Linked DNA regions of Homo sapiens: regions 2, 3, 4 and 5 are each linked to region 1. Evidence: chromatin contacts called from ENCODE Hi-C data. All regions are on one chromosome and are shown on one strand. Each heading gives the region's core, a stretch centred on a gene start or an enhancer-like site at or near the end of the contact. The rest is flanking DNA. Distances are from core to core; before and after follow the strand shown.

Region 1 (3,705 bases), core at 575-3,074:
AATGTGCCTCCCCATGGGTTAATAATTCAAATCTTAAACTTGGAGTCGTTTAACCCTTCCAATTCTCCACATTCAATGAATCATCAAATTTAAGTAATTTTATCTTCTAATGTCTCCTGATTCCAATTCTTTCCACATGTAATGCCCTGTCATCCCATTTTGCCTCCCCTACATCACATTAACTAGTTTCCCTGTATCCACTCTTGTCTCCGCTATTTATTTCCAATTGAAGCAGTCAAAATAACCACTGCTCTGCATAAACATATCACTGTTCTTTAAGTGGCACATAAGTTTTCCATAATCAGACCCCTATCTACCTCTTTGGCCTTCCCCATCAGGCTTTAAGATTCAGGGTAGTTGTTTTAAGTTCTCCGATGTCTCACATCATTATCTGTCTTTACACATTGTTCCTTTCACCTGCCATACTTTTCTTCTGCCCATTAGTCTGGCAAAAGTCTACTTATCTCAAAAGTTGTTGCATAACTCACCTAACTCCAAAATTAAATTCTTTTGCTGTAGTATCTCTTGGCTCTTAGGGAGGAAATACTTTTTGTCTACTTTCTTAGATTCAGTGTTTGCAGGCCCCAGACTTAAAGTGACAAAACAGATTAGCAAAAGAAAAGACAGACTTAACCACATACATAATAGAGTTCACAGAAAAAGGTGATTCAGGGAGGTAGAGTTCTGACTTATCTACCATCTTATAAAGGGAAGGAAAGGGGAAAACAGCACGTATGGAAAAAACAAATGACTTTTAGTAAAAATAAATGACACCTTAAAACAGATGCCAGATATGATAGCTTTGTGACAATGTCTATTCAAGTGTGTTGCCAGCTTCTAACCTCCAGTGATAAGAGTCAGTCTTCCTGGGTTTCCCTCCCAGGGAGGAGCTTGATTTGAATTCCTCCGTGTGGTTCTGCATTTAGACAGGTAGATTTCAGAAACTCAAATGTCTTTGCTCAAAATAATTTTTAGGCCACAATGGTGTATTGTAGACCCCTTCCTGGCATACAGCATTTCCCTTTCTTAATTCACTGCACAAAGATAGCCTTTGTCTTTCCCTTAAGACTGTAGGCAAATAAAAGCTCATGCCATACTTGCTTTGTTCAGTGAGTATTCCCAGCACCTTTACATCAGTTAACTGTAACATGAGCTGGATATCTCCTGGTGTACATCCAAGCCTGTGTGGCCCAATTACTTGATTATTCAAGAACAGCTTGTACAAAACACTCAGTGTGCTGGTTAATAAACAGTATGTGGCTTCATATGAACACATGAATCTTCAAAGTAGTTTATTTACATTGCCTAAGAGCTCTGCACCGAATTTGGGTAGACACGCTCATCTTAACACTATTGGATAAACGTACTAAATAGTGACAACACTTTCAAGGAGGTAAGGGGATTTTAAATTACATATTTGAATAGTTGTCAGGCTGTTTTCAAGACTAGAAGAACTCATTTTTTAGAGACTTTTCTTTAGAAGACGGCGAATTGATCCAAGGGTTCTTTTGTTTCAATCAACGTTTACTACCCTAGGACCTAAGTGCAAAAAAACTGCGGATTTACCAGGAATAAGAAAGTAAAAACCAAAAGCTATTGGCTCACTTGCTGGGCCTAGGGAAAGAAAATCTACGAGCCTTTGGCTGGCTGTTGCTCCAGAGGTACAAAGATAAACAACTCGGGGGCTCAGACAGAACCTGATCCCTGCCACCCTCCAGACCACCGGGGTCGTCCTCCCGTGACGTCACCAGAAACCACTGCTTGTGACGCTAAATGGCCCGCCCTCTTGTGCGGTGCTACGGAAGCAAAACGGAAGTGGGCGCACAGTGGCTTCCGGGCCCGGACGCCATTTCCAGCGGTTGCTGGTTCTGACGGGTTGTAGTCTGCCAGGACAATGAGTTATGACTACCATCAGAACTGGGGCCGTGATGGGGGTCCCCGCAGCTCCGGTGGGGGCTATGGAGGGGGGCCAGCAGGGGGTCATGGAGGTAACCGAGGCTCCGGAGGAGGCGGCGGCGGCGGAGGGGGTGGTCGAGGCGGCAGGGGCCGGCATCCCGGGCACCTGAAAGGCCGCGAAATCGGCATGTGGTACGCGAAAAAACAGGGGCAGAAGAACAAGGAAGCGGAGAGGCAAGAGGTAATCTCGGATTCAGTAGTGGAGAGGATGAGGCAGCACAGGTTTTCTTCTCTCTCCCGCTGCCCCCTTTTTCTTGGTTTTGTTTCTTAAGTGATGCACGTGTTTTGTGAAATGTAAATGAGGCGCAAATATATTATGCTGGCGCTCCCCGTAGCGGGTGTACTGCGTAACATTAGCCATGCTCATCTGACCAAAAACAGGCAGGATTTATGCAGGCTGAATATATACTTTGCTTAAAGGACTTGAGAACTGTGACAAAGCAAATGTTAAGTTCACGTTCCAACCGAAATTAACTTTATTAGGAGTGTCGTTGTCGTATCTCTGGCCGTCCTTTCCCTTAGAATAATAATTGTCACTTTAAGGTCTTTGCCTGGTGAAGAAGCACATAGCGACCTTTCTACATTTGAGATAGGTTTGCGCGGAACAAAAGCAGGCAGACACTGTTTTGGATGTGGATCATTCAGAAAAATAGTCCAGCTTTTATTATTAGTGTTAAAATTATCTGCAAACCTAGGTTTTTGTTTTTTATGTTGGGGTGGAGAAATTTCTATTGATGAGCAGATTCTCTTTGAAAAGGAAAATGAAAGGAATCTCCAGAGATGATTTGGCTTACTCTCCTCTCTTCAGGTGATTGTCAGGTTGATTTGTGTCTTAAAGATCTGTAGTAAGGGAAACAAAGTTCTCCGAGTGACTAGTAAATAAAATTCTAATAAAAAATAATTTTTATCATTAAGCAGGAACTTTCTTAGTATAGGCCTTTGGTGACTTTTTAAAAGCACCTTATAAAATGTATTATAGAGTGTAATTAGATCATCATTTAGGCAACTTTTTTTTTTTTTAAGACAGGGTCTCACTCTGTCGCCCAGGCTGGAGTGCAGTGGCACGATCTTAGCTCACTGCAACCTCCGCCTCCCAAGTTCAAGCGATTCTCCTGCTTCAGCCTCCCGAGTAGCTGGGATTACAGGCGTCCGCCACCACCTCCGGCTAATTTTTGTATTTTTAGTAGAGACGGGGTTTCACCATGTTGGCCAGGTTGGTCTCGAACTCCTGACCTCAGGTGATCCACCCAACTCGGCCTCCCAAAGTGCTGGGATTACAGGCGTGAGCCACCACGCCAGGCCTAGACTACTATTTTTAAACCGTTCCATTTCTTTTTATTTCTTTTAACCATGTCATGTTCATTCAGGTGTTTTGGGGGCCTTATCCATTTATCTTCATAATTTAAACTTTTCTTTAAAAAACAAATCCATTTCTTTTACAGCCCCAAATTAACTTTTTCGTTGGGCATACTGGCTTGAAAATCAGGATACGGACGTCTAAGTAACTTTACAACTTTTATTTATTAAGGCTCTGTTTGAAACAAGGTTTTATGCATATTGCTCCAGGGACTTGAAGAAATGTGGTATTCAAAGAGCTTACAGTCTAGCTGAGAAAATAATACCTAAACAGATGAAAAGTTAAATAAGTCAGGAAAAAATGTTCATTATTGTTTCCACATGAAGGGTATAGCCAGTTGTGCAGTGGATGTTATGAATGGAACTTTTCATTTCTACTTGCGTTCCCATCCT
Region 2 (3,705 bases), core at 603-3,102, 4.5 Mb before region 1:
AGTGTAACCATTCTGACAAAACCAATATTTGAAACAAGTTCTCTAATTCTACAAACTACCCAAAATCAAATAATTTAGTGAATACAGGGCCAGGAGTGAAAAAAAAATGAAACTGAGAATTCTAAAGGATTAAATTAAAACATGTCTTTGGGGGAACTGGAAAGAGAGAAGTAGGGAGAGATCTGACCATGCACTCGGATTTATTTTAAAGATAAAATAATTGAGATTCCTTCGTAGGCTACAAGAAAATATTGCCTCCATAGCTCTACTAACTCTACAAGTGCACGAGGCTATTGGTTCTAATGACAATAAAAACTGTCATTAGAAAGGAATGAATCTGGCTTCTGAATTCTAGGCAGATAACCAGAATTTACCAAAAACTGTCTGTCTGCTTGAGTGGGGACCATTTTTTTTAATGTTTTATTGTTGTTCTTTCTTTGTTGTGGTGGTGGTTGTTTCTAAACCCTGCTTTAATCTCTTTTAAGGATTCAACGTCCTGCTTTAAAGCTAATGGATGGGCATCATCTTTTAAAAAACAGGGGAGGGGGGAAAAAGGAGTTGCAAGGAAACCAAAGCCCAAAGCATCCTTCATGTCTACTTATATGTTCAGCGCTAGAATAGTTATCCACCATAATGTTCTTAAACCTGCTGATTACACGGGCTCCAGCTAGCCTCCTGAAAAACACATTCATACCAAATTAATATTAGAATTTTGCTTAATAAATTAAAAACTGTAACATAGGAAGGAAAATTTTTTTCTAATTATCAAGAAACTGTTTTCGGAGACATCAGATTTCATAAGAGAAACCAACCACTGTCAAGACTACCACAAGTCCCGTCCAATATGATTGCTTCACAGTGGCAGAGTGGAAGATTAAGAGAACAATATCTATTCACTGAAGCTATCAGCAAGACACACTCATACATTTTCTCAAAGAGGGTGAAAAATATATAGAAGACTGCCGACGAAATCATTCACGTTTTTTAAAAGCTGGACAACATTGTAAGACCCTGTGTCTAAAAATAATAATAATAATAAAGCCGGGTGTGGTGGCGCCCCATCTGTGGTCCCAGCTACTCGGGAGGCTGAGGCGGGAGGATTGCTTGAACCCAGGAGGTGGAGGCTGCAGTAAGCCACTTTCACAACACTGCACTCCGGGCTGGGTGACAGAGCAAGCCCCTGTCTCACCTAAAACCAAACAAACAAAAGTTGTTTAGGAACAGTTAAAGCTTTCTGAATTTCCTCCGACCACGTGTGCCAAAAGAGGAACCTTGAAAATCTGGAGTTACCTTCATATCTATCGCCTCTAGGGCGAGTCGCTAGCCCCTGGGACTTACTGAAGAGCAAAGGAGTGCCACAAAACTCGCCCAGCTCAGTCCCTCGACCTCCACGTTCCGGACGCGGAGTAACTAGCAACATCCACAGGTGTGGCTGGAATCGATCGCAAAGGGGAAAATAAGGAGGCCCAGGAGCTTAAGACAGAAGCTGCGCTGAGGCCCCGTGGCACCAGTGACCACGATGACGATCTACCTCGAAGAGAAAGTCGGGAATTCCTTAAAGATCAGCCCCAACCCACCCGGCCGGCTCACCAAAGCCAAGGAAGCACATCAGTAACAGCACCAAAAGCCGGTGCGCCAGGCGACTGGGGTCGCAGAGGGCCGGCAGGGCTCCAGGGGCGGCCGGGGCACCTCTGTCGGCCTCGTCAGGGCCGCCTGCCAGGAGCGCCCGCGCTTCCTCATCCTCCTCCTCCATTGCGCCCGCAGGAGACGGAGAGGGGAAAGTGGTGACAACTCCAAACCCAGGCAGGAAGCAGCGCCCGTGGAACACTGTCAAGACGGCGGTCACATGACTCCGGGAGCTCACGTGACGCCCCGGCAGGTCACGCAGGGCCACGCCCATGTGAGCGGCCGCGAGCGCTGGGAGGACGGACCCAGCGGTCGATGACAGGGCCTGGCGCGGTTCGCTTTTCCTGGGTGACTGTGTTCGTGGGGCTGAGGCCCTCGAGGTGCCCACTTCCAGCTTTCCACCAATTACTGCACTGTCTTTCCGTTTCCTGCCCCGCTGACGCGTACACCTATTTCAGACTCAGCGCAGCTCCGCGGGGAGAAAAGTGCGGGGCTCCCTCTCGGCTCCACACCAGACTCCGGAGTAGTTCGAACTGCGCTGGGGTCGCCAAGACGCGCGCTGCCCTTCTCCCAGCACTGCCCTCCCCAGCGTCTTTGACCACTCTTAATACCCACAAACTTGATCGGACAATTTCTGGTGTGTCCAGCCATGTGTCACGTACTGGGAATACAAAATAGAATGAGGCAAGCTCCCTGACCTCAAAGATTTCAGAGTTCAGTTGGAGAAATCGACAGAATCTGGTACTTTTAAAACTAAACATGATGAATGAATGTGGTGAGAACAGCGGCAGAAAATGGCACTGAATTCCATAGAAATATCTGGAAAGGTCATTTCAAAAGGGGAGAAAAGGTGCGTAGTTTAGCCAGCTTTCAGGGCAAGGGAGTGAGGGGCGCTGAAGCTCCTTGAAGTTGAAACCCAGGCTAGAATGAGTAAGAATGCGCCAGTCAGGGTGCTTGTTTGAGCGGGTTGGTTGCAGGGCGGGCAGTTACGAGGGATAATAAAGACAAAAGCGTGAAACAGAACTGGGTGTGTATGTGTTTGTGTTGAACGACAGAGAAGGAACTCGAGTAGAAACACTAAACCTGTTTCAAGAAGAGCCATGCAAGGATTTTGAGCACAGCAGCAGGACTGCAAGCTTTGTGTTTTAAAAAACATTCGGTCTGCCAGCACAGCACCATCGTCGCTTTCTGGGAGCCCTCAGGCTTTACTAACAGAATTTTGAGGGCGTCAAAGCTAGAGGCTGAAAACTGTGAGGATTATTAGGAAGATGCTGCAGTCGTAACGATTAGAGATGACGAGGGCCTGTTAGCAATAAAAAGCAGGAATGGCACAGAAGAAAATCAGTAATTATTTAGGAGGTAAAATGGGAATAACTGTAAATAATAGCCTATGCGATCTGAAAGAGAGGAAAGACTTGAGAGTGTCTCCCAGATTTCTAGCTTGGGCCGCCAATAGAGATCAAAATTTAGAGAGAGAAGGAGGTAGGAGAGAGTGTCAAGGATCAGGTGCTGCCTTTGAGATGTCTATACATATCTCCACTTTCACAGTCCATTCTCTCTTCAGCTCCAGTGGAGGAGCTCCCGATCTAATAAAACTGTCTTGCCGAGAGGAGTAATAACTCCATCTTTCCAAATACATTAGTCACTTCTCTGTCATCTTACTCAACTTCTATCAATTGATGGAATTGACAGCCACTCCTTTTTAGCCTCCTTGGCACCATACTTGCCTTGTGTTCCTCCCACTTTGCTGGCCTATCTCATTTGCTGTCTCATTTGTCAGCTCCTCCTCTTCTATTCAAAATCTAGATGTTCAATGATGCAAGACCCATTCCTGAGCTCTCTTCCACTCATCCATTCCCATAACTTTAAATACCCTCCCTCTGCTGTCCAGTAGGTAGCCATGTGTGGCTGTTGATCATTTGTAATGTGGATAGTTGGAAAGGAGATGTGCAATACGTATAAAATACACACCAGATTTCAAAGACTTGTATGAAAAATAGAATAACCTCCTAATTTGAATACTGATTACATGTTGAAATAATATTTTGCAGATATTAGGTTAAATGTATATATATTAAA
Region 3 (3,705 bases), core at 615-3,114, 3.9 Mb after region 1:
CGCTAAAACTCTGCGGCTGGGCCGGAGTGGGCTGGCTCATTTTCTCCGACGGGGGTAGCTGTGACACAGCAGTCAAGGAGCTGTCAGTTCCCGACTCGGGCCCGTGCGCCCCCTGCATGGAGGCCACTACTACCACCACCGACCCTCCGGTGGCGCCCAGGCCGCTGTCCCGCTCCGCAGTCTGGTCAAAAGTACTGCTGTGTCTAATGCAATCCCCGGATCTAGTCAGGACGCTGCTGTCTGAATCCCTCTCATAGTATTCCATACACGTCCATCGGCCGCGTCTATAGGGCTCTCCGCTCCCGTGGTCCAGCTTGATCACGCGAAAACGGGAACTACATGTGGTGGGAGGCTGAGATGGGGCTGCAGTCACTGGCCCGGCGGATGAGCCCGCGAGCTGGGGGCCGCCGGGTGCTCCGGGGGCGGGGGCCGAAGTGGCAGCCGCCGCCAGGGTACTGGCGAGCGCCCCAGACACGCTCCGGGCCGAAACGACTCCTCCTCCGTTGGCGGGAGCAGCAGCCGCCGCTGCCAGCTGCCCATCTAGGAGGAGGTTTGGGGAGACGGTCCCGGGAGTCTCCGCATCCCCAACATTGTTAAGCGTCTCTTCGGAAGAGCTGCGCTCGCAGACCTCCTCAGGGCCATAATCCGTGGCCCGAGAGACGTCGAAAATCTCGGAGGAGACGTCCTCTGTGCGTGACTCGTCCGGGTCGTCCAAGCTCTCGGTGTCCTCGGTGATGCTAGTGGCCACCTGGGCCGTGGTGACACTGGTGATCTGGAAGCAGCTCTTCTTCTTGGCCGGCATCTTGGACATGGTGAAGAAGGCTGGAGGGCAGAGAGGCACGCCGGCTCCTCTGGGTCCTGTCGGAAACCGGGGAGGGCAGAGCACGGGCCCCCAAAGACAAAGTCCGAGTCTGCGCTGGGGTCTGAGGCCCGCCGCTGTTAAGAGTCACGGGCTGATCCAGGCGCTGGCCGCCCGGTGAGACATCCTCCTCCTCGTTTCCTTCTCTGTGTCGGTCTCTTCGGCTCTGCCCCCGTCTCAGTCCCGCGGCGGCTCCTCCTTCCTTTTTAGCTCTCGCAGCCGCGGCGCCTCAATTCAATTCCCTCAGAGGCGGCGAGAGCGCGAACCCAGGGGCGGGCCGGCTGCTTCCTCTCTCGTCTCCGGGCAGCCGTGGTCAGTCCAGCTCGGCGCTCGGCGCGGTCAGCAGGCCTTGGCTGGGGGTGGGAGTGGGAGGGCGAAGAGGAGGAGGAGGAGGCGGTGGCGGCGGCGTGAGGGGCGGTGCTGCCCCGCTCGGGCTCCTCAGGCCGGTGCCGGCGTCAGCGCTGGGCTCTCTGACTGAGGGAAGGAGCGGCGAGTCCGGAGTCGGAGATGCCTAATTCAGCCGGGAGCCGCGGGCCGGAGCTGGCTGAAGGTCCGCGGGCGGGCGGTGGGGCTGTGGCGCGGGCAGGCGGCCCTCCCTCCCCGGCTCTAGCCGGAGCTCAGCCCCAGGGACATGTCGACTGCCTCAGGCGGAAACCCGCTCTGGGGGAGGGGAAAGCCGGCTCGGTCCTCCCCTTACAGGGGGAACCACCCCTGCGGGCGGGCGGCGACGGCGGTCTCGGCCTCCCCTCGCGGCTTCTCTCAGAGAGGGGCGGCGGCGGCAGACCGCTGGCACGGGACCGGAGGCGCCCCGGCTGTGTGAGGTAGCGGTGGTGGCTTCTCCGGCTCCTCCTCGGTGCGCCCAATTCCTAAACCCCGAAGAAACTGAAATTCAAACTGCTGAAGCGGCGGCTGCAGCTCCCTCCGCTGGGCCAAGATGGGGCTGAAATGGCCGCGCCAGGGATGCTGGGAGGAGCAGCAGCCCCGCTGCCGCCGCCGCTGCCGACTAAAATGCCGCCGCTGCCGCAGCCACCGCCAGCGCCGCAGCCGCCGCCGTTCCGTGACGCACCGGCGTCGTGACGTCACCGCTCCGCCCCCTCCGGTTTCCTGCAGTTTCGCGTGGAACCTGGGGTGGGGGGCAATGGGCGGGGCTAAAGGTTAAAAAAGGGAGCGGTTTCTTTATTTAAAATTTTTAAAATTTAAATTTTGTGTTGTAGGTTCTTTAAGCATTGACGAGCTAAAGACCATTTTAAATTCTAAGCCTAGGGAAGCTTACAATGGAACTAATCAGATGTTTTTATGTCGGTTTGTTCCGAGACAGTGGAAGACTGGAGGTCATGTGCTTGTGTCTAATGTTTAGCAAAATCTTAGTGAAACGAGGGCGATAGGAATGGGGGCTGGGGAAGACTTAGATGGGATAAAAAGAGGTGCGGCTGGAAGAACTAAATCACTTTAAAACTTCTGAAAATAAATGTTGACCATTGTAGTCAGAGGAGTAAAATGTTCAGAGAAATGGGGATGATTAAACAAGAACGGCAAGCCAGATTGAGTCAGAAAATTATCTTCCTGCCAGAAATTCTGTCTCCCACAACGGCATCAGGGGGTGGTTACTTGCCCAGGGTGTAGTCAGTTTTTAAAAAGCTTAAGGGTTACCAACATATTCCTAAATTTCCTGAATTTGCTGTGATTCCAGGATTCATTTAAACTCTTGAGACTGTTTTACTTTCGGCACGAAATCAGCTCATGGGCTTTATAAATGTAGAACCTACTGCATTATAGTTCTTCTTTTTGTTTATTCTAAAACTGTTAGTAGCAGCCAGCGTATTATATGATTTGGATTGGGCCATGAACAACCGTAACGAGTGATAAAGCACCCTTTCCTGTTCCAATGCAAAGAACAACTATGAAAAGAAAGTACTGGCAAATTTATCATCTTGTAGTTAGTTCCTGGCCAAAGAAAATGGTAAGGCCATTCTTTTAAGCAGTTAAAAAAAAATGGGGATGGGCTCTTAAACTTTGGCATGCTAAGGCCATTCTTTTAAGCAGTTTAAAAAAATGGGGATGGGCTCCTAAACTTTGACATACTAAAGCAGTCGTCATTTAGGTAAAATCTAAGTCTTAATGGAAATCGTGATTTCATATCTACTGCAGCGTTAGCAATCACATAATGATAACTTAAATCAGTAAATCGTTGAACTCGGTTCTCTAATCTTTGAAGAATAGAAATACTTTTTATCCCAAAAGATGTTTTGAGAATTAAATTTGCAGAGAATTTTTTAGGTCTTTAGTTGTAATTTATAGAGCTAGGTCTTTTAACTTTAGTGGAAACCATGCCCTCCAAACCCAAGTGACTGGAGTCAGAATGTGAAATAAGACGACATAAAATCCCTATTTCTTAAGGGGCTGGGCGAAAGTAATGGAACAAAATGTAACGTTATGCTATTGTGGCAGAGATAGCTAATGGAATGTTTCATTTCTAAGTCTGTAATTTCAGTAATTGTTAGAGGCAGTTTTCCATCAATAAGTTAGATCAAATGGTTAAACCCAATATGAATTTATAAAAGCTTAATTTAATTTTGGATTGATTTACCAGATGTTTAAGGTGGTTATAATGGGTAGTGTTGATGGTGGTGCTTTTGGAAAAATGAGTATTATATGCCTGCTCATCCCTTTACATTATCTTATCATATAAACTTCTTGATTACTCGTTATGATACTCTTAAATCGTACATTTAGAGGAAAAATCTTAAAGTAATCTGTAAGACCATTTCTCCTTAAAATGATATATTATGAGATGAAAGGAAAGATAAAGATAATTTAGAAGAGATCCAGAAGTGGACTAAATTTCT
Region 4 (3,705 bases), core at 697-3,196, 3.8 Mb before region 1:
CCACTACAGAACTGAAGCCATGGCATGTAATGACTACAGGAGGAGATCAATTTACAGAAATATCTTAATGTAAAGTTCACGTGCCTGATTGAAGAGGTAAAGCCAACATGTGGTCATTCAAGAAAAGAGAACTCAAAGGACTACACAAGTAGTTCCTTTGTCCAGTTATTGATAAGGGTACAAGAAGCAGTTATCTCTTTCAGAAAACAGGCAATCAGTTTGAAGAACAAAGATTTCCAAAGGACATGATAGCTTATAATTACTTCTCCACTACTCACTCAGTATATCAAACTATAATTTTCTTGATTCTGGACACATGGCCAGAAAAAGTGAAAACAATGGTTATTTCAATGGGAAATCCACCTCAAAGAAGAAAAGTAAAACTGGGGTGAAAACTAACATATTAAGAAATCCATAAACAAGTACACAACTCTTTATCTCAAAAGAGATAAAGAATTCTGTCAAAACACTTCTCCCATCACAATTAAAAACTTGCAAGCATCTCTCTTTTTAAAAAAGCATGATCAATCATAGGAATTTATCCCCAATGGTTTGAACATGAAAGCAGGAAATACAACTATAGATCTACTATAAACAACCCGCTTTCAGAACTTTTCCAATTCATAACACCCCTCTTTGTGAGACTGGTTGAGTTGGCAAGGCCAATTAACAGAAGGTGCCAGCTGTTTTTGTCGTTTCAGATTCTGACATTTTTAGCCCTCTTATTGAAAAACATAAAGTGTTATATCACTTAGCATGAAATCTTTGCCTGCAAAGAAAGTGAATATTTATAAACTCTAAGACTAGAGAGGCTCTTAAAGGATACCTAGTTTCCCCCAAGGTTGCAACTGTCACACCTGCTCCAAATCTTAAACCTGGGAACTCTGCTTACCTCCTTCACTTAGAACTTTTATAATACATCTAAGTTCAAAGATGACAACTCGAATGCTTTCTTGTGACAACATAAGACATTTGAATTTATTTATCTACTACCTAGTTAGCTGGAACACAATTGGGTTACTGCTAATTCTGAAAGTGTAAAAAAATATTTTTTTGTTTAGGTTTCCAGTGTGCATTTAAAGATACACAACCTCTGAGAGAGAAATTACGTCAAGGTTAACCTAAAATCAAGAGCAGGCAACATGCCTTACGGTGCATTGTAACATCTTGCAAAAGTAAACAGAGCCATATGCTCTTGGTCACATGCCACCAGTACAGAAGTCAAAGGAATATATAGTGTGTTTAAGGCGAGCATATTTATATTTCAAGAGAGGAACATCTATTTCACCCTGCACCACTTCTCTCAGCAAGCCAGTGTGAGCCAGAAAGGGTAGGGCGGAATCAGAAAGAGAGCTGGATCTAAGGCAGGGACAGTGGAGTGGATGGGATAGAGGGCACCAGAATCCAGCCTCCCTCTTGCTCCACCCTACCTAGAGCTAGTGAGGAAGCGCCAGGCTTATATTGCAAGATGAGCCAGGAAACCCAAAAGCAGCTATGAAGAACCAGGAACGTGGGGCGAGGGGAGGAGTCGGCGAACTCTCCGACATGTCCTCAAGACAGAAGGCCAAGCTTGAGGCCTGCGGCCACCCACCCACCCTACAGCCACCAGCCTTGACCCAAGGAGTCCGGAGCCTCCCAGGTGCGGGACGCATGCGCACGGTGACACTGCGCACGCCCCGAGGCCGCAGCCCACCCTCCACAGACACTGAGCCGCAAACTGCGCCAGGCCCCGCGTCGCCTCTCGCCGGATCAGGGCCTCGGAGCTCCGCAGCCACGGCTGCCGCTCCCCAGGCCCTGGTCGTGGGCATCACCTGGGTCCAGACCTTTGGGCTCACACCTCCCGTTGACGTGCAAGCGCCGCAGTCCCTGAGTCGTTTCTTTAGATCAGGGCGCCGCCGGCGTCCACCGAACTTGCTTCAGTTTAAGCTCAGCGCCTTCCTGGTTCTAGCGCCAGGCAGCTTCAGCCGAGATATCGAGTGCATCGATGGACGCTGCCAGGCGCTGGGAATGCCGAGGGAGTAGATTGTAACGCGGCCGATTTTTTGTTTGGCGTTTGTTTTGCGTGCCTGTTTATTTTGATTTTATTGTTACCAAAAGCAATAAAGGTGGGACTGGAGAGTGTTATTGTCTTAGTAGTCGTCGTTATCGTCATGGGTAATCAGTAAACAAATCTGCATCGTAGGAAGTTTTGTTTATGACACCTACCCGAAACAAAATTGGTTATCTCACGCTGGGGGAGGGGGAAACTCGCCCAACGATAATAAATCATGGGAGTGTGTCTGTATAGAGTCGTGTGTGATTAAATTGTAATGATTTATTTGCAAAAATGCATTAAAAGTCGGTGTTTCTTCTGCCCTGAAGGTGAAGGCACTCACAAGTTGAGTGCAAATTAGTTTCTCAGATTAAAGTAACTGGTTAGTAGAGGAATAGGAGAGAGCTGCCTGAGGCGAGGCGGGGAGCGGTTTCTTCTGAAAGAGAACTCAAATTTATAGGTGTGTGGAGTTTTTTTATTTAAACCAATAGAAATTAAAGAGACTCAGCATTTTCTGTAATTCATACTACATTACTTATTTTTCCTTACATGGAAATTTTTTCCTCATTTACTCTTAAGCAAAGCTAAAAAGATAAATAAATTGTTGGCCTGGGTTTTGGTCGACTATGAGAATCAACTCATTCACCACTGCTAGATAACCAAGCTACAGTTTTCCGCAGACATTTGAGATGGTGAAAAATCACCTCCACAATATATTTTTCGTAAATAATGTACCTTAACTAGCCAGTTTTGAGGCACCGTTTTAAAACTTAACTACTACAACACTACGTGTATATTTTAAATAATTCAAGAGCTGGGGAAACCCTTGGGGTCCTGAATTTTATTGGAACCTGTGCATCTGTCCACAGACTGTCAGCTGAGCTTTACCATAAATGCTTTTTTTTTTTTTTAAACAAAAACTGTATTTTGAAATGCCCTGTTTCTGGAAGATATTTGCTGTTTAATGAAACAACATCATTGGAACTTTGTGAGCATTTATTAATGTATGAATTTAAAACCTTGAAATATTTTTTAAAGTAACTTCCCTTAGGCCAGTGGAAATCTGTGGTCAGACACTAAAGATTTCTCATGGCTCCATCTGTTATCAACACTACTATTCCTAAATATGCAATGAGCCAAAAAGCTGAGATCATGGGAAAATTTATTGGTTTGAATTACACAATAGTTGTGTCTGTGACTTCCCTGATTACCTTCAAAGTGGTCATCTTTCCCTCAAGCTCAGTAGATGAAATATGACTTCAAACCTAAAAGTCATGTACTTAAAAAGGCAAACAAGTAGCTGGTGGGTCTCCTGATTCCTTAACCGACTTCTAACAGTGGTTATTTTTGAGTTATTTGTGAATATGTATTTAACACCTCAGTTTGAGAGCACCTTGAGCACCGTATCCTCTTAGCTCTCCCTATTACTGGCCCTTCTGCTAAATAATCTTAAAAACAGATTTTCATAAAGGACTAAAGTTGTATGATTATTTTCCTCTGATAATATCAGAAAGTAGTTACAAAGAGTAACCCAAGACTCAATGTGAAATTGTTTCTAAATTCGTATAACTTTGAAACTTTGTCCCTTTTGTGGTGTAACAAAACAAAAGCAAGTACTGATAACAATGTATTCATACCTAAAAGCTATAGCTGCGGAAAAATTATAGACATTA
Region 5 (3,705 bases), core at 679-3,178, 3.7 Mb after region 1:
ATTTGAAAACTGCAATTTTTTAACACTTAAATCCGTAAGTATCACAACCCTTAACAATCTTTAGGTTAGTAAGATGATTACCACCTTCTAATTTAAAAATTAAGGAAAAAAGTTAATGGATAAACCATTCTCCCATTTGCAGTATTACATGAAAGATGATATATTCCAGAAACATAGTACATTGTACAGGGAGGTTTTTTTTTTTTTTTTTGAGACGGAGTTTCGCTCTTGTTGCCCAGGCTGGAGTGCAATGGCGCGTTCTCGGCTCACCGCAACCTCCGCTTCCCGGGTTCAAGCGATTCTCCTGCCTCAGCCTCCCAAGTAGTTGGGATTACAGGCATGCGCCACCACGCCAGGCTAATTTTTGTATTTTTAGTAGAGATGGGGGTTTCTCCATGTTGGTCAGGCTGGTCTCGAACTCCCGACCTCAGGTGATCCGCTAGCCTCGGCCTCCAAAGTGCTGGGATTACAGGCGTGAGCCAGCGAGCCCGGCCTTGTTTGTTTTTAATCAGGAGAAATTGCAATGTTTTAGTTTTCACTCAAAAAAATAAAGTCTCACCATCTTATTTTCTAACTCAAACATCACCTTAAGCCGATTTTTAAAAATTATTTTAAAGGTTTGCTTGGTCTTCAGTGAGTAAGTAAAAAGCTAGTTGGAGAAGTAGAAAATCAAAACTTTAATATACTAATACATGAAGTTCTTAAAAGAAGGTTTTAAATGAATGATGTCCAACACCAACATTCCAATGTATCCGGACTCTGATGATTTACTAATCTGGCTATTCTGGGATGGTCGGTTTATCCTGAGAAAATGTCATCTTTGGAGGTGTAAGATTCTCATTTCTATAATTTTACAATTTTGGTGTTTTTTCCCCCATCTTCAGAGCCTTTCAATCCCCACCCGCAACCCCACTTACCGTATAAAATGCATCATTGCCCTGCTTCTAACGATTAGGTTAAAAACAAAATCATTTAAAGAACACTGTCGAAAACTGCCGAGATCTGCTGGATACACAAGACAACTGAAAGGTAGAAAGAGATGCCAGAGCAGGCAACTCCTGGGAGGCAGGTGAGGAGGGAATGCGAGCGAACTGTCAATGTTTAGAAGAACAACGTGCTCCTTTTCTGACACTTTGGAAATGGCAAACAGAACCAGCATCCCCAGACCTTCCTTCCACCCCCTCCAGCTGTCAGACGCCCCATTCGCAAACTCAACAGTCCCCCCAGCAAGTTCAGGAGAAAAACGGCGTCTGTCACTCCCGGATCCTCTCCAATGACCCGAATTAACCTTCATCTAGCCAGGCAGCGAAGCCGCCCGGCATTACCCCGGAAAAGAGGGCAGAAAAAGTGAACTGACAAACGGTTGGCGCTCCTCCGCCGACGCGGCGCCTACTCATCCCCATCTCCGCAGGCAGCCGGGGTGGCTATGGCGTGACGCCGCCAACCAGTCCTCCGTACTAACAGGTGTCCCCCAGTCTTCGCCTTTCAGCGTTTAACCTTCTCGCGCCCTCCTTCCCCATTCCCACTGTTCTAGGAGGCAAAAAACAAGTGAGCAGTTATACCTGGAAAAGGAGGGCGGCCTGACCGCGCTAAGGGGCCGCGAGAAGGCTGGCTGTGGAAGGGCGCCGGCACAGTTCTACGAGGCCAGCGAAGATGCGGCCATTTAGGCCGCGAAGCCGGGGCCTCGCGTAGCCAATGGCGCCGAGCAGAGGCGCGGCGGGGTGGCCGGGGCCCAGTGCACATACTCACCAAATCTGGAACTTGAGCAGCGGCCCCGTGGCGTACTGCATCTTTAATCTCTTGCTGGGCACGCCGCCCAGATTGGCCGAGGCCTCGCTCCGGACCATCGCAGACGCCGCCACTAGGAGAAGCAGCAGAAGCCTCATCTTAAATGAGCCAGCCACTTCGGCCGCCCTCAGACAGACTGCAGCCAGCCCAAAGCCCAGGAGCGAGCTGCTCCCCACTGCGCAGGCGCGATCAGCCAAGGTCGGGGGAGGGGAGCAGTAATGCGCCTGCGCGGCCCGGCGCCCGCGCACACTCCTGGAGTGAAGAGCCGACCTGTTTCACTGTCCTGACTCACCACCATCTTGGTAGTGTGCAAGACTCTGGGACGGCATGAGAAAGGCAGAAAGGGAGCAAAGGAGCTGGTGGGGTGTCACAGGGCCTATGTATGAGGCAGATGTGAGTTCTGCATCCAGTTTTGCAATTTATCCATTTACCTGCCTGAGACTTGGAAACACCTACTTTATAGTCCTGATTCAAGTGTTGGCGGATGGAAGGGAGGAGACTCCTGACCCTCAGAATGGTAATGCTGAAATTTTTTGGGTGCGCTGTTATGGCCTTTTCTTTGATCTTACAATATTGCTTTCTCCTGAAAGAATATTAAACATAAGTTTTAGGAAACCTTTGGACAATTCCAAACATATCCAAAAATAGAATAACTACCTTAGCAAGCTTTAACAGTTACTATACATTTTGACAATCTTGATTTGTCTATATCTCTAAACACTTCTTCCCTTCCTAGGCATATTTGGAAGCAAATCTCAGACATCATATCATTTCATCTGTATATATATATTTTTAAACACGGTCTCACTGTCACCCAGGCTGGAGTTCAGTGGCGTGATCATAGCTTACTGCAGCCTCACACCCCTGGGCTCAAGCAGTCCTGCCTCAGCTTCCCAAGTGGTTAGGAATACAGGCACAGGCAACTATGCCTGGCTTACAATTATTTAAGCACATATTTCTAAAAAAGAATTATTATTAAAAAGAAAAAAAATTGACCACAGTGTTTCACATGTCCGTGTGAAGAGACTACCAAACAGGCTTTGTGTGAGCAACACAGCTGTTTATTTCACCTGGGTGCAAGCGGGCCGAGTCCGAAAAGGGAGTCAGCAAAGGGTGGTGGGATTATCATTGGTTCTTATAGGTTTTGGGATAGGCGGTGGAGTTAAGAGCAATATTTTGGGGGCAGGGGTTGGATCTCACAAAGTACATTCTCAAGGGTGGGGAGAATTACAAAGAACCTTCTTAAGGGTGGGGGAGATTACTGATCAACAAAGTACATTGATCAGTTAGGGTGGGGCAGAAACAAATCACAATGGTGGAATGTTATCAGTTAAGGCTATTTTCACTTCTGTGGATCTTCAGTTGCTTCAGGCCATCTGGATGTATATGTGCAGGTCACTGGGGATATGATGGCTTAGCTTAGGCTCAGAGGCCTGACATTCCTGTCTTCTTATATTAATAAGAAAAATAAAACAAAATAGTGGTAAAGTGTTGGGGCAGCGAAAATTTTTGGGGGTGGTATGGAGAGATAATAGGCGATGTTTCTCAGGGCTGCTTCGAGCGAGATTAGGGGCGGCGTGGGAACCCACAGTGGGAGAGATTCAACTGAAGAAAGATTTGGGGGTAAGGGGTGATATTGTGGGGTTGTTAGAAGGAGCATTTGTCGTATAGAATTATTGGAGATGGCCTGGATGCAGTTTTGTATGAATTGAGAAACTAAATGAAAGACACAAGGTCCGAATAAAAGAAGGAGAAAAATAGGTATTAAAGGACTAAGAATTGGGAGTACCCAGGACATCCAATTAGAGAGTGTCCAAGGGGGTTCAACGTTGTTGTCTGCTTGGTTGGAGAGTTTTTGGGCTCTATCTCTATCCTTAAGTTTTTTTATGTTGTCATATACCAGGCCAGATTGATTTA

Evidence for each region. Hi-C counts contacts between places; a loop is a spot of excess contacts on that map. Pooled maps may share reads with other maps.
Region 2: a map of CD8-positive, alpha-beta T cell shows a loop between it and region 1 (14-fold over the local background). The contact joins the promoter of MFSD1 here to the promoter of DHX36 in region 1. A Hi-C loop is called at or near these places in 4 of 168 maps with a recorded cell type or tissue (B cell, CD4-positive, alpha-beta T cell, CD8-positive, alpha-beta T cell and 1 more) and 10 of 50 pooled maps.
Region 3: a map of CD8-positive, alpha-beta T cell shows a loop between it and region 1 (7-fold over the local background). The contact joins the promoter of TSC22D2 here to the promoter of DHX36 in region 1. A Hi-C loop is called at or near these places in 4 of 168 maps with a recorded cell type or tissue (CD8-positive, alpha-beta T cell and naive thymus-derived CD4-positive, alpha-beta T cell) and 11 of 50 pooled maps.
Region 4: a loop to region 1 is called in a map of CD8-positive, alpha-beta T cell, with 15 times the contacts of the local background. The contact joins the promoter of RSRC1 here to the promoter of DHX36 in region 1. A Hi-C loop is called at or near these places in 2 of 168 maps with a recorded cell type or tissue (CD8-positive, alpha-beta T cell and naive thymus-derived CD4-positive, alpha-beta T cell) and 9 of 50 pooled maps.
Region 5: a pooled map shows a loop between it and region 1 (9-fold over the local background). The contact joins the promoter of SELENOT here to the promoter of DHX36 in region 1. A Hi-C loop is called at or near these places in 5 of 50 pooled maps.

The regions. Positions count from the first base shown.
Region 1 is chr3:154,322,606-154,326,310 of GRCh38, reverse strand. DHX36 (DEAH-box helicase 36) reads left to right here and starts at 1,824. Exons shown (of 25, transcript NM_020865.3): 1 at 1,824-2,137. The coding sequence starts at 1,895. RefSeq lists an enhancer at 1,637-1,931.
Region 2 is chr3:158,800,201-158,803,905 of GRCh38, reverse strand. MFSD1 (major facilitator superfamily domain containing 1) reads right to left here and starts at 1,852. Exons shown (of 16, transcript NM_022736.4): 1 at 1,591-1,852. The coding sequence starts at 1,753.
Region 3 is chr3:150,406,457-150,410,161 of GRCh38, reverse strand. It overlaps TSC22D2 (TSC22 domain family member 2), which reads right to left and starts at 1,864. Exons shown (of 3, transcript NM_001303264.2): 1 at 1-1,864. The coding sequence starts at 811. RefSeq lists enhancers at 1-47, 754-803 and silencers at 1-73, 334-503, 1,174-1,773.
Region 4 is chr3:158,108,330-158,112,034 of GRCh38, reverse strand. RSRC1 (arginine and serine rich coiled-coil 1) reads right to left here and starts at 1,946. Exons shown (of 10, transcript NM_001271838.2): 1 at 1,812-1,946. RefSeq lists enhancers at 1,373-1,422, 1,284-1,783, 1,633-1,982, 1,784-2,285.
Region 5 is chr3:150,601,544-150,605,248 of GRCh38, reverse strand. It overlaps SELENOT (selenoprotein T), which reads right to left and starts at 1,928. Exons shown (of 6, transcript NM_016275.5): 1 at 1,750-1,928. The coding sequence starts at 1,886. LOC124900547 (a long non-coding RNA gene) reads left to right here and starts at 2,066. Exons shown (of 2, transcript XR_007096128.1): 1 at 2,066-2,305. RefSeq lists enhancers at 1,470-1,769, 1,044-1,817, 1,790-1,939, 2,060-2,139.